2 separate regions of the Homo sapiens genome follow, and region 2 is linked to region 1. Evidence: read pairs that join two places in POLR2A ChIA-PET (ENCODE). Cell type or tissue: OCI-LY7. All regions are shown on one strand. Links, peaks and the distances in the headings refer to the core of each region. The heading gives the core; the rest is flanking DNA. Region 1 overlaps ECT2L (epithelial cell transforming 2 like). Region 2 has its middle 16 kb from the start of HECA.

Evidence for each region. Peaks named below come from ENCODE experiments on the same cell type or tissue, not always from the same donor. Only the 100,000 strongest peaks of a DNase experiment are listed, where the experiment ranks them.
Region 2: POLR2A ChIA-PET joins it to region 1 with 6 read pairs; 2 of 35 experiments call an interaction of 5 or more read pairs at or near these places.

What each region holds. Positions count from the first base shown.
Region 1 is chr6:138,870,685-138,876,067 of GRCh38, forward strand. The region is part of intron 13 of ECT2L (epithelial cell transforming 2 like); the gene reads left to right. Among named protein-coding and RNA genes, the nearest start is that of ECT2L, 77 kb to the left of the region's middle. In OCI-LY7, for the core only: no CTCF peak of the experiment used is centred there; no DNase peak of the experiment used is centred there.
Region 2 is chr6:139,116,633-139,122,015 of GRCh38, forward strand. No RefSeq gene overlaps it. Among named protein-coding and RNA genes, the nearest start is that of HECA, 16 kb to the right of the region's middle. In OCI-LY7, for the core only: a CTCF peak has its summit at 1,296 (motif pointing right); a DNase peak (open chromatin) is centred at 3,139; H3K4me3 peaks cover 362 bases; H3K27ac peaks cover 100 bases.

The sequences.
Region 1 (5,383 bases), core at 178-5,177:
TTCAAATTCATTAAAGAAAAAAATGGGTTTAAAGCGAGTTCTGGCTGGGCGCGGTGGCTCACGCTTGCAATCCCAGCACTTTGGGAGGCCCAGGCGGGCAGATCATTTGAGGTCAGGAGTTTGAGACCAGCCTGGCCAACATGGTGAAACCCCGTCTCTACTAAAAATACAAAAATTAGCTGGGCATCGTGGCATGCCTATAATCCCAGCTACTCAGGAGGCTGAGGCAGGAGAATCACTTGAACCCAGGGGGGTTCAGTGAGCCAAGGTTTGCTTGAACCCGGGGAGGTTCAGTGAGCAGAGGTTGCAGTGAGCCAAGATCGCACCACTTTACTCCACCCTGGGTGACAGAGTGAGACTCTGTCGTAAATAAATAAAACTAGTTCATCAGGCCAAAAAGAATAATTTTGCCAGTACTATATTAGGAATCCAAGCATTCTTGTTTACATGAAATAACCAGGATTCAAGAAATGCTGAGAATTACATTGTCGTTCACATAACTGATTTCTATGTAGGGGAAAATACTGTTTTAGAACCATTTTATGTCCATAGGAAAGTCACCTGTCTTTGATGTTTGAAGGCGTAGGATGGCAGTCCCTAACATAATCTCACCATGGAGGGCTGCTAGGAGTAAGAGACTTGTGAGCACCTCTAGCAGGCAAATCATTTGTTGCCCTATTAACCTGATATTCTGGAAGTATTTGTTAATGCTTCTTTAAAGGACAGTGCAGGGCAGGGCAGGAGCAGACATAGAGAACTGCTGGAGGCAGCATTCCCTCTGCCTGCTGCCCCAAATGAACTCAGCAGCACACGGCCTGCCGTCATTAAGACCCATCCTTGGCCAGGCGCAGTGGCTCACGTCTGTAATCCCAGCCCTTTGGGAGGCAGAGGTGGGTGGATCACTTGAGGCCAGGAATTTGAGACCAGCCTGGCCAACATGGTGAGACCCCGTCTCTACTAAAAATACTAAAATTAGCCAGGCATGGTGGGGCACACCTGTAGTTCCAGCTACTTGGGAGGCTGAGGCAGGAGAATCGCTGAACCAGGGAGGTAGAGGTTGTAGTGAGCCAAGATCGCGCCATTGCACTCCAGCCTGGGCCATAGAGTGAGACCCTATCTCAAAAACAAACAAACAAAAAAAAACAAAACAACAACAACAAAAAACCCTACCCTTCTGCTGTTACCATAGCACAACCCTTACTTTAATCCTCCCCTCCCCGACAAAGTGCCCAAGTGGCTTATTCTTCCCAAACACAAGCAACTCCCTGAGACAGGAGTCTTTATTTTATTTTTTAATTTTTTTTTTTGAGATGGGGCCTCGCTCTGTCACCCCATGCTGGGGTACAGTGGCACAATTATAGCTCACCATAGCCTTGAACTCCTGGGCTGAAGCCATCCTCCTGTCTCAGCCTCCCAATGTGCTGGGATTACAGGCCTGAGCCACCACGCCTGGCCATCCCAAGAGGAGTCTAAATGCCTTTCCAGGGATATCTAAGCCCTTTACAGGTTGAAGCCCTGCTTGCTGGCTGCCCTGCCCCCAAATCGGTATTTTCAGGAAACTTCTCAGGCAGAGGGCAATTCCTCATCTTTTTAGTTCCATTCTCTAAATATTTGCAGGAGCTAACCAGCTAACCACATGCTAGACCTTCTGCTAAATCCTGGGACTAGACAGCAAAGTAAGACAGTTCCTGCCTTTGTGGAGGATGAGGCTGATACACAAATAGGTGGTGCAGCATGATTAGCACCTGTTAACAGAACGCACGGGCTGGGATGGGAACCCCAGGGTGGGAACGCCAGATGGGCATTTAGTCCAGACTCCTCTTTCTGCTTCTCAGAGGCTGCTGCTTTCATTTCATTATGCCAGCCACCATCTCTTTGAAATTCTTGGAGATTATTCTCCCAAAAGGGTGGACATAGTCTCCATCCATCCTTTAGCCTATGAAAACCTGAAAAACAGCACCCAGGCCTCTAATACCACTCATTTTCCCTTGGTTCACTAAAGGGAATGATCAACATATAACCACATTACACAGGTTCCAAATTCTTCCAAAGTCCTTTCAACATCTGCTGATTCCTGACTCCCTGGAATCCTTATTGGATTCTTTCACCCACCTTTATTCCTAAGGGTGAAGCTATTACCTCGAAACCCAGGCATACAGATCCCAGAAAACCCCCTCTTTGGAGCAAGAAAGCAATAAGGACCAAACTAAGGTGCTTCCTCCTCTGAAGTGCCACTCTCACATGTGAAAGACCTAACTCTTGGTGAGAACCATTTCTGGGCTCATTGAAACCTAAGGGAATGATCACTTGGAGCAGTTCCTCTGAGGCACTTTCTCCTCTAGTTCCTCTGCCAAATAAAATTCAAAATGAATGAAGTCTTTTCAACTGGCTATTGATCCGAACAGCTCATTATGTTCATAAAATAATGCATGAAATTTGGGCTGAAAGTTCCTCATTGCTGGAAATCAGGCCCTCTATTGCTACATTGTCTGCCTGTAATAAAACTGGAAAAATGCAAAACTCCTTAATGCCTGGAAATTTGATTAAAAAAAATCGAATTAGAAAAAAATACATATTAGATTCTCATTTGATTCTCTACTATTTAACACTAAAGAGCTTGGGCACAAAGCCCACAGAACAAATGCGGAGACCTCTAGGAGGAAGAACCACAGCTAAACGTCAGTGTTGCATTAGGATAAAAATAGAAAAGCTGATTTTCCTTACATTAGGGTTTATTTTTAAAACTGGATATTCATTCAGAAGCCTCAGGAGACAAAGGAGGGGAAAATGAAAGCTTCTCTGAGATAATTGCTTTAAAGACCCTTCCAGCCGGGAGCAGCGGCTCACGCCTGTAATCCCGGCACTTTGGGAGGCCGAGGTGGGTGGATCACCTGAGGTCAGGAGTTTGAGACCAGTCTGGCCAACAAGGTGAAACCCCGTCTCTACTAAAAATACAAAAATTAGCTGGGCCTGGTGGTGGGCGCCTGTAATCCCAGCTACTCGGGAGTCTGAGGCAGGAGAATCCCTTGAACTTGGGAGGCAGAGGTTGCAGTGAGCCAAGATTGCAGCACTGCACTCCAGCCTGGGCGACAAGAGCAAGACTTTGTCTCAAAAAAATAAACAAAACAAAAAAAACAAACCCTCCCAGAGAGGCTTGTGTAATACGGATTATCTGTCAAATCCAGGACTGTGTGTGTGTGTGTGTGTGTGTGTGTGTGTGTGTGTGTGTGTCCATCCATGTATCCATCTATCCATCCACCTACCTACCTACCTATCATCCTGCTGCCCAATCATTATTTGCTCCTGGTTTTTGTCTGCCTATAATGTTTACACTGATACCATGCAACCATGGTGATGGCTGCCCGCCAGAATTATAGTTGTTCCTGAACTCTACCTGTCATTTTCACAACTATTTCTGGCCCCTTATCCAGGCAGCTGAGTGTTTGCTGGCAGAAGCATCAACAATGACTAGAATGTCTCTGGAAAATAGTGTCTGCCCATGCTCCATCCTAGAGAAAAATTCCTAACATGTTCTTTGTGAGCTTTTTTTTAATGGTCTTCCTTATATGTCCCGCAGAGCCAAGGCAAAGACCCACCAACCCAGAATGATAGTTGTCTTATAAATGTGCAAAGTTTCTGCCATGTTACTTCCTCTGAATTCATCCATAAAAACTAAGTAAAAGATAGCATCGGAATCTAAAATTAAGCTGTAAAAATTCTGGCAATTAAACATATAATATAAAATGAGTGAACTTGCCAATTTTAGGTTCAAACAAAATTACTATGCCAAATCAATGTCCTATCCACAAAGAAAAAATTATATTTAAAAAAGTAAGTTGCTGCTGAGCCGGAATGTGAAACAAAGCCCAACTGTAAGCGAGCAGGTTCTAAAATAGCCAAGGTGGTCTGGGGGGGTCCATGATGACACCTGAATTTTAATGCATAAATTTTCATGTGAGCCTGTACAGTCAGGTGATCTCCCAGAGAAAGATGGCTCCCTTATCTGTGAGATCCACAATACAATTGTGTGCTGTTTGGGTTATCTTAATCTTGGCCCAACCTGAGAGTTTTGTTTTTGTTTTTTGAGACAGTCTCACTCCATCATCCACGCTGGAGTGCAAGATACTGGCTGGGCACAGTGGCTCACACCTGTAATCCCATCACTTTGGGATCCCAAGGCAGGAGGAACACTTGAATTTGAGACCAGCCTGGGCAACATAGTGAGACCTTGTCTCTAAAAAAAAATGAACAAAATTAGCCAGGCATGGTGGCACATGCCTGTAGTCCCAGCTACTTGGGAGGTTGAGGTGGGAGATCAATTGAGCTTGGGAGGTCGAGGCTGCAGTGAGCAAATATTGCACCACTGCACTCCAGCATGGGTGAAAGAGTGAGACCCTGTCTCAAAACAAAACAAAAACAAGTAGATCTCCTCCCTGGCTCCAAGCCATAAGTATGGATACATGCCAGGCTGGTATGAGACAGCCACAAGTGCAGAGGACAAAAGAAATCATTAGAAGACTCCCTGGAGCAGACAGGAAGCACTCAGGCTCAGGTGGGACCTCCTGCCATCTGGGACTGAGCTAGCTGGCTGCAGGTTTGCAGACCAGGGTTCTTCTGCAGAGGCTCAGGCTGCCAGAGCAATGTGGCATCTCCAAAATAAAAATTCGCTTTTGCCTCAGTAGAGTAAGGTAAAAGGAGCCTTGGTTACAAATTGAAGTTATTCTTCCAGCCTCATCCCTGGACATCCAAGGGTTGCCATTGGTAGTTTTGTCTTTGATGAGGAAGGCAGCAATAACGACCATTGACCATCATCATCCCTCAACATAAACACAGGACCACTGCTGTGTTGCTAGGGTAGACCCTGGGGTACTGCAGGCAGCAGGGGTGGGGGTGGAGGGCTTTAAAAAAATGTGCTAAGTTTGAGAGAGGCCACAGCAAGAATAGTTAACAAGGTAAAGTGAAGAAAGAATAAGCCTTATTTAAATGTGCAGGTCTAGAAAGGTTATGTGAACTGTTTATGACACATTTTCACTTGGTGGTGAAAAAAGGAGTGAGTTTTGTGAGCTTTTCCTTCTGGATCTTAAAAATAAAAATAACCTATTTGCCCTCAACTGAGAAGGAACAGAGCAGAGCTGAGGCAAAAACCTGTTACCTGGCCAGACTTGGTGGCTCATGCCTGTAATCCCAGCACTTTGGGAGGCCAAGGCGGGCAGATTACCTGAGGTCAGGAGTTCCAGACCAGCCTGGCCAACATGGTGAAACCCCATCTCTACTAAAAATACAAAAATTAGTGGGGCGTGGTAGTGGGCCCTGTAAGCCTGCTACTCAGGAGGCTGAGGCAGGAGAATCGCTTGAACCTGGGAGGCGGAGGTTGCAGTGAGCC
Region 2 (5,383 bases), core at 114-5,113, 250 kb after region 1:
CAAGGGAGGTCTCAGATTTCTCAACTGTGCCACTCATTCTCATTTTGTGCATTTTTATCTGTGGGAACCTAATATTATCCTTAGTTATCTGGTGTTAGTGCCAATCACATTGCTGTGGAGGTCCCGTCTGCCACAAACCTGGACTGAGCACAGAGGCTCCTCTGTATCTGTTGATGAGGAAGCTAGTCACGCTATGAAAAGGTTGGAACGTGCTACTTTTCTTTCATACCTGGCTGAATCCTGAAGAAAAACACTACCTTCATAAAACCAATCATAGAAGCATATTACCTTCCCTCTATTTTTCTTTTGCTTCAAGGCAAATCTTGTTACTCTTTTTTATTGAATGTTTTAGAAACCTAAGACTTTTTCTTTGACACCAGATGTGCAGGTTATTTTATGTTTAAAATTCCCTTTTCTGTTTTACTCTTCTCTTTCTATTATTAGGTAGAGATATAACTCTTGACCAAATCATTTTTTAAAAGTGCAATTCAACATGGAACCAGAACCATTCTCCAAAGAACACCTATTGTTTTGTGGTCTTGGATTTCTGAGAAAATCTGCTTTCACTTGATATAACTCTAAAACCTTATTGATTCTTTAGACACTCACATCTCAGACAGGTAGACTCTACTTTCTTAATTTATTATTTCTTATACTTAATATTAAGGAAAAGACAAGATATACAAAGTAAAAAGAAAGTGAGAATCTTTCAATTAAAACCTGCTTTGATTTTTTCATATGAAGCTTGTTTGTTGTGATGGGATAGTCTTTTAAACACAATATTCCATCCATAATAAATATTTGCAGCAAATTAGGTGTTTGCAACAAAATGTGTATATTTCCTTTAGAAATTGAATAGAATTTTCCAGAATCTCTTCTCAATGATATTTCTGCTCCAACCCTGAAAAATAAAACCAGAGCTGTGTCCCCTCTGTTATCTCATAGCACCTTAAGCATATCTTTGTCATTGTACTTACCACTTCAAAATGAAATTGTCTGCTTAAGTAAACTCTGTAGACTTGCTTTTGCTGAACTGGGGTTTGGTTTTCAAGCCATCAGCCCATACTGAGATATAATATAATAAAATGTAAGAGCTGAAACTATAAAAATACTAGAGGAAAACTTAGTGAAAACTCTTCTGGATATTGCTCTAGGCAAAGAATTCATGAGTAAGACAAGAGCACAAGCAACAAAAACAAAGCAGGCAAATGGGGCTTAATTAAACAAAAGCTTCTGCACAGCAAAAGAAATAATCAACACAGCGAACAGCCTCCAGAAAGGAGAAAATATTTGCAAACAATGTATCCAGCAGGGGGCAAATATCCAGAATATATAAGGAACTCAAATAACTCAACAACAGCAAAACAAATAACCTCATTAAAAAGTGGGCAAAGGACATGAATAGACATTTTTCAAAGGAACACATACAAATGGCCAACAAACATATGAAAAAATGCTCAACATACTAATCATCAGAGAAATGCAAATTAAAACCACAATGAGAATCTATCGTACATTAGTCAGAATAGCTATTATTAAAACGTCAAGGCAGGGTGTGGTGGCTCATGCCTGTAATCCCAGCATTTTGGGAGGCCAAGGCAGATGGATCACTTAGTGCCAGGAGTTCAAGACCAGCCTAGCCAACATGGTGAAACCCCATCTCTACCAAAAATACAAAAAATTAGTTGGGTGTGTTGGCACATGTCTGTAATCCCAGCTACTCAGGAGGCTGAAGCATGAGCATTGCTTGAACCCAGGAGGCAGAGGTGGCAGTGAGCTGACCCAGTACCATTGCACTCCAGTCTGGGAGATAAAGTGAGACTCTCTCTTTAAAAAAAAGTAAAAAAAAAAAAAAAACAGATGTTGGCAAGGATGTGGAGAAAAAGGAATACTTATACACTGTTGGTGGGAATGTAAATTAGTACAACCTCTATAGAAAATAGTATGAAGATTTCTCAAGGAACTAAAAATAGAATTACCATTAGATCCAGCAATCCCACTGGGTGTCTACCCAATGAAAAGGAAATCATCATATCATAAAGATACCACACTCATTTGTTTATCACAACACTGTTTACAATAGCAAAGATATGGAATCAACCCAAAGTCCATCAATGGATGAATAGATAAAGAAAAAATTATATATGTATAATCTACTCAGCCATAACAAAGAATGAAACAGGTCTTTTGCAGCCACACGCCTGGAACTAGAGGACATTATCTTAAATAACTCAGAAACAGAAAACCAAATACTGCATATCATCACTTATAAGTGAGAACTAAATAATGTGTCCACATGGGCAGAGTGTGGAATGATAGACATTGGAAACTCAGAAGGGTGGGAAGGTGGGAAAGGCATAGGTGATGAGAAATTACTTAATGGGTAAAATGTACATTATTTAGGTGATGGAATAATAAACAATAAAAACCCAGACTTCACCATTACTCAATATATTCATATAATACAATTGCATTTCTATCCCTTACATTTACACCAAAAAAAGAGGTCAAAAGAAAAAAAATAGCCCCACAACATTTACCATAAGGATAGTGTTGAAAATGTCCTTCAGTATATCACATAGTATTTGCATTTGGGCCAGATGCCATGGCTTACGCCTGTAATCCCAGCATTTTGGGAGGCCGAGGTGGGCAGATCACGAGGTCAAGAGATCAAGACCTTCCTGGCCAACTTGGTGAAACCCCGTCACTACTAAAAACACAAAAATTAGCTGGGCGTGGTGGCATGCCTGTAATCCCAGCTACTCGGGAGGTTGAGACAGGAGAATCACTTGAACCCAGGAAGCAGAGGTTGCAGTGAGCCCAGAATGTGCCACTGCACTCCAGCCTGGGCAACAGAGTAAGACTCTGTCTCAAAAAAAAAAAAAAAAAAAAGAGAGAGAGTATTTGCCTTTGGATGATCCTTGAGGGTTTTGTTTGTTTGTTTGGCCTTACGTTAGGAATAGGTATGCTTTTCCTGAGCATTTGGTCTGTTTTTATCTGGTGGAACTGAAACCACCCCAGTTGTCCCATGGAACAGATGTTTATGGTTTCTTTGAATAAACATAAAAATTAATCTCCCTTAAAACTTGAGAAAGTTAACATTTGTCTTATCTGAGTTCCTTTCTCGGGAAACCAACCATGAGGACTGCCAGATAGTATCAAGGAACTGAAACTTACCAGATCACCACGTCTGGACAATGAGACACAGGACCCTTCACCCATCATCATTGGCCTAACTGACCACTTGCTTCCTGTGAACAGCTCCTTTTTCTCATCCCTCCCTAATTCCTGTTTTCCCACACATGGTTAAAATTCTTTCCTGCTGTATAAACCCCTAATTTTAGTCAGTCAGAGAGATGGATTTGAGACTGATCTCCCATCTTCTTGACCATAGCACCTAATTAAAGCCTTCTTCCCTGGCAGTACTCATTGTCTCAGTGATTCAGTTTCTGTGTCACGAGCAGCAAGACCTAGACTGAAACCCCGGTGTTTTGGTAACAGAACTTGTGGATTGTCTCTCCCTTGACAGAGATTACCAAAAAGCTTAGATCCAAATTCTTGGTGGATCCTTAGCAAATACATGCAGGTCTTCATTGCGTTTATTTTGTGTATTACCCTGCCTCTAGTCTATGATCCCATCATTGCTTTCCCTTTGCCTTTCTCACTTGTTTCTAATGGACTTGTTTCTATTCTAATATTGTACCTCTTTTTGTTCCCCTCTGTAAATCCTTTTGAAGAAAGGCATGAGAATAAAGATGTATCTGTATCTTTCTCTCACCAGGCTATGAGCTCCTTGAGAATGTCCTGGGGTTGTTTCTCTATCATTTTGCACTTGGATGTGGCACAGACTTCACCGTATGTTCAGTAAATATTTTTGAAAGTAAACTAAATGAAGTTGCCATTGAAAAATAAAAAGAAATCATCTGGTAATTTGAGCAATGCCAGTTTTCTATTTCATGGTAAGACAAAAGGAAAAGACTGAGAATCCAATTGTCACCTACAAACAAGAAGGCAGAAGATATTCCTTATCTAAGTCAAGGATAAATAGATGACCTTAAAAAAGTTCCTTGTTTTTTTAACCTGTTGATGGTGTGACCATGACAATGTTGTGGCTTATAAACCAAGAAAAATGAAAGATGCTTGTAATCCATCTATCACAGAGCTTTGCACATAGTTGATACTGGATAAATACATGTTGAACCCAGTTTCTCTGAATACTAGTTTGAGAAATAGAGTCATTTAGAACGCTTGGCAGGAAATATCTGGTACTTATTTTTCCTCAGATTGAAATCTAAAAACATCTCAGGAAACCGTTGAACTCAGGATTGTTAACTTGAACCAGAGTCATACAAAAGACATCTAGCTCACTGGGCAATGCTTTTTAATGACAGAATGCCCTATTTCACCTAGAACTTTCTTCTTTTTTTTCTTTTTTTTTAAGTATACTTTAAGTTCTAGGGTACATGTGCACAACATGCAGGTTTGTTACATATGTATATATGTGTCATGTTGGTGTGCTAAACCCATTAACTCGTCATTTACATTAGGTATATCTCCTAATGCTATCCCTCCCCGCTCCCCCAACCCTACGACAGGCCCCGGTATGTGATGTTCCCCACCCTGTGTCCAAGTGTTCTCATTGTTCAATTGCCACCTATGAGTGAGAATATGTGGTGTTTCGTTTTCTGTCCTTGCAATAGTTTGCTCAGAATGGTGGTTTCCAGCTTCATCTATGTCCCTACAAAGGATGTGAACTCATCATTTTTTATGGCTGCATAGTATTCCATGGTGTATATATGCCACATTTTCTTAATCCAGTCTATCATTGATGGACATTTGTGTTGGTTCCAAGTCTTTGCTATTGTGAATAGTGTCGCAATAAACATACGTGTGCATGTGTCTTTATAGCAGCATGATTTATAATCCTTTGGGTATATACCCAGTAATGGGATGGCTGGGTCAAATTGTATTTCTACTTCTAGATCCTTGAGGAATCACCACACTGACTTCCACAATGGTTGAACTAGTTTACAGTCCCACCAACAGTGTAAAAATGTTCCTATTTCTCCACATCCTCTCCAGCACCTGTTGTTTCCTGACTTTTTAATGATCGCCATTCTAACTGGTGTGAGATGGTGTCTCATTGTGGTTTTGATTTGCATTTCTCTGGCGTCCAGTGATGACGAGCATTTTTTCATGTGTCTGTTGGCTGCATAAATGTCTTCTTTTGAGAAGTGTCTGTTCATATCCTTTGCCCACTTTTTGATGGGGTTGTTTGATTTTTTCTTGTAAATTTGTTTAAGTTCTTTGTAGATTCTGAATATTAGCCCTTTGTCAGATGGGTAGATTGCAAAAATTTTCTCCCATTCTGCAGGTTGCCTGT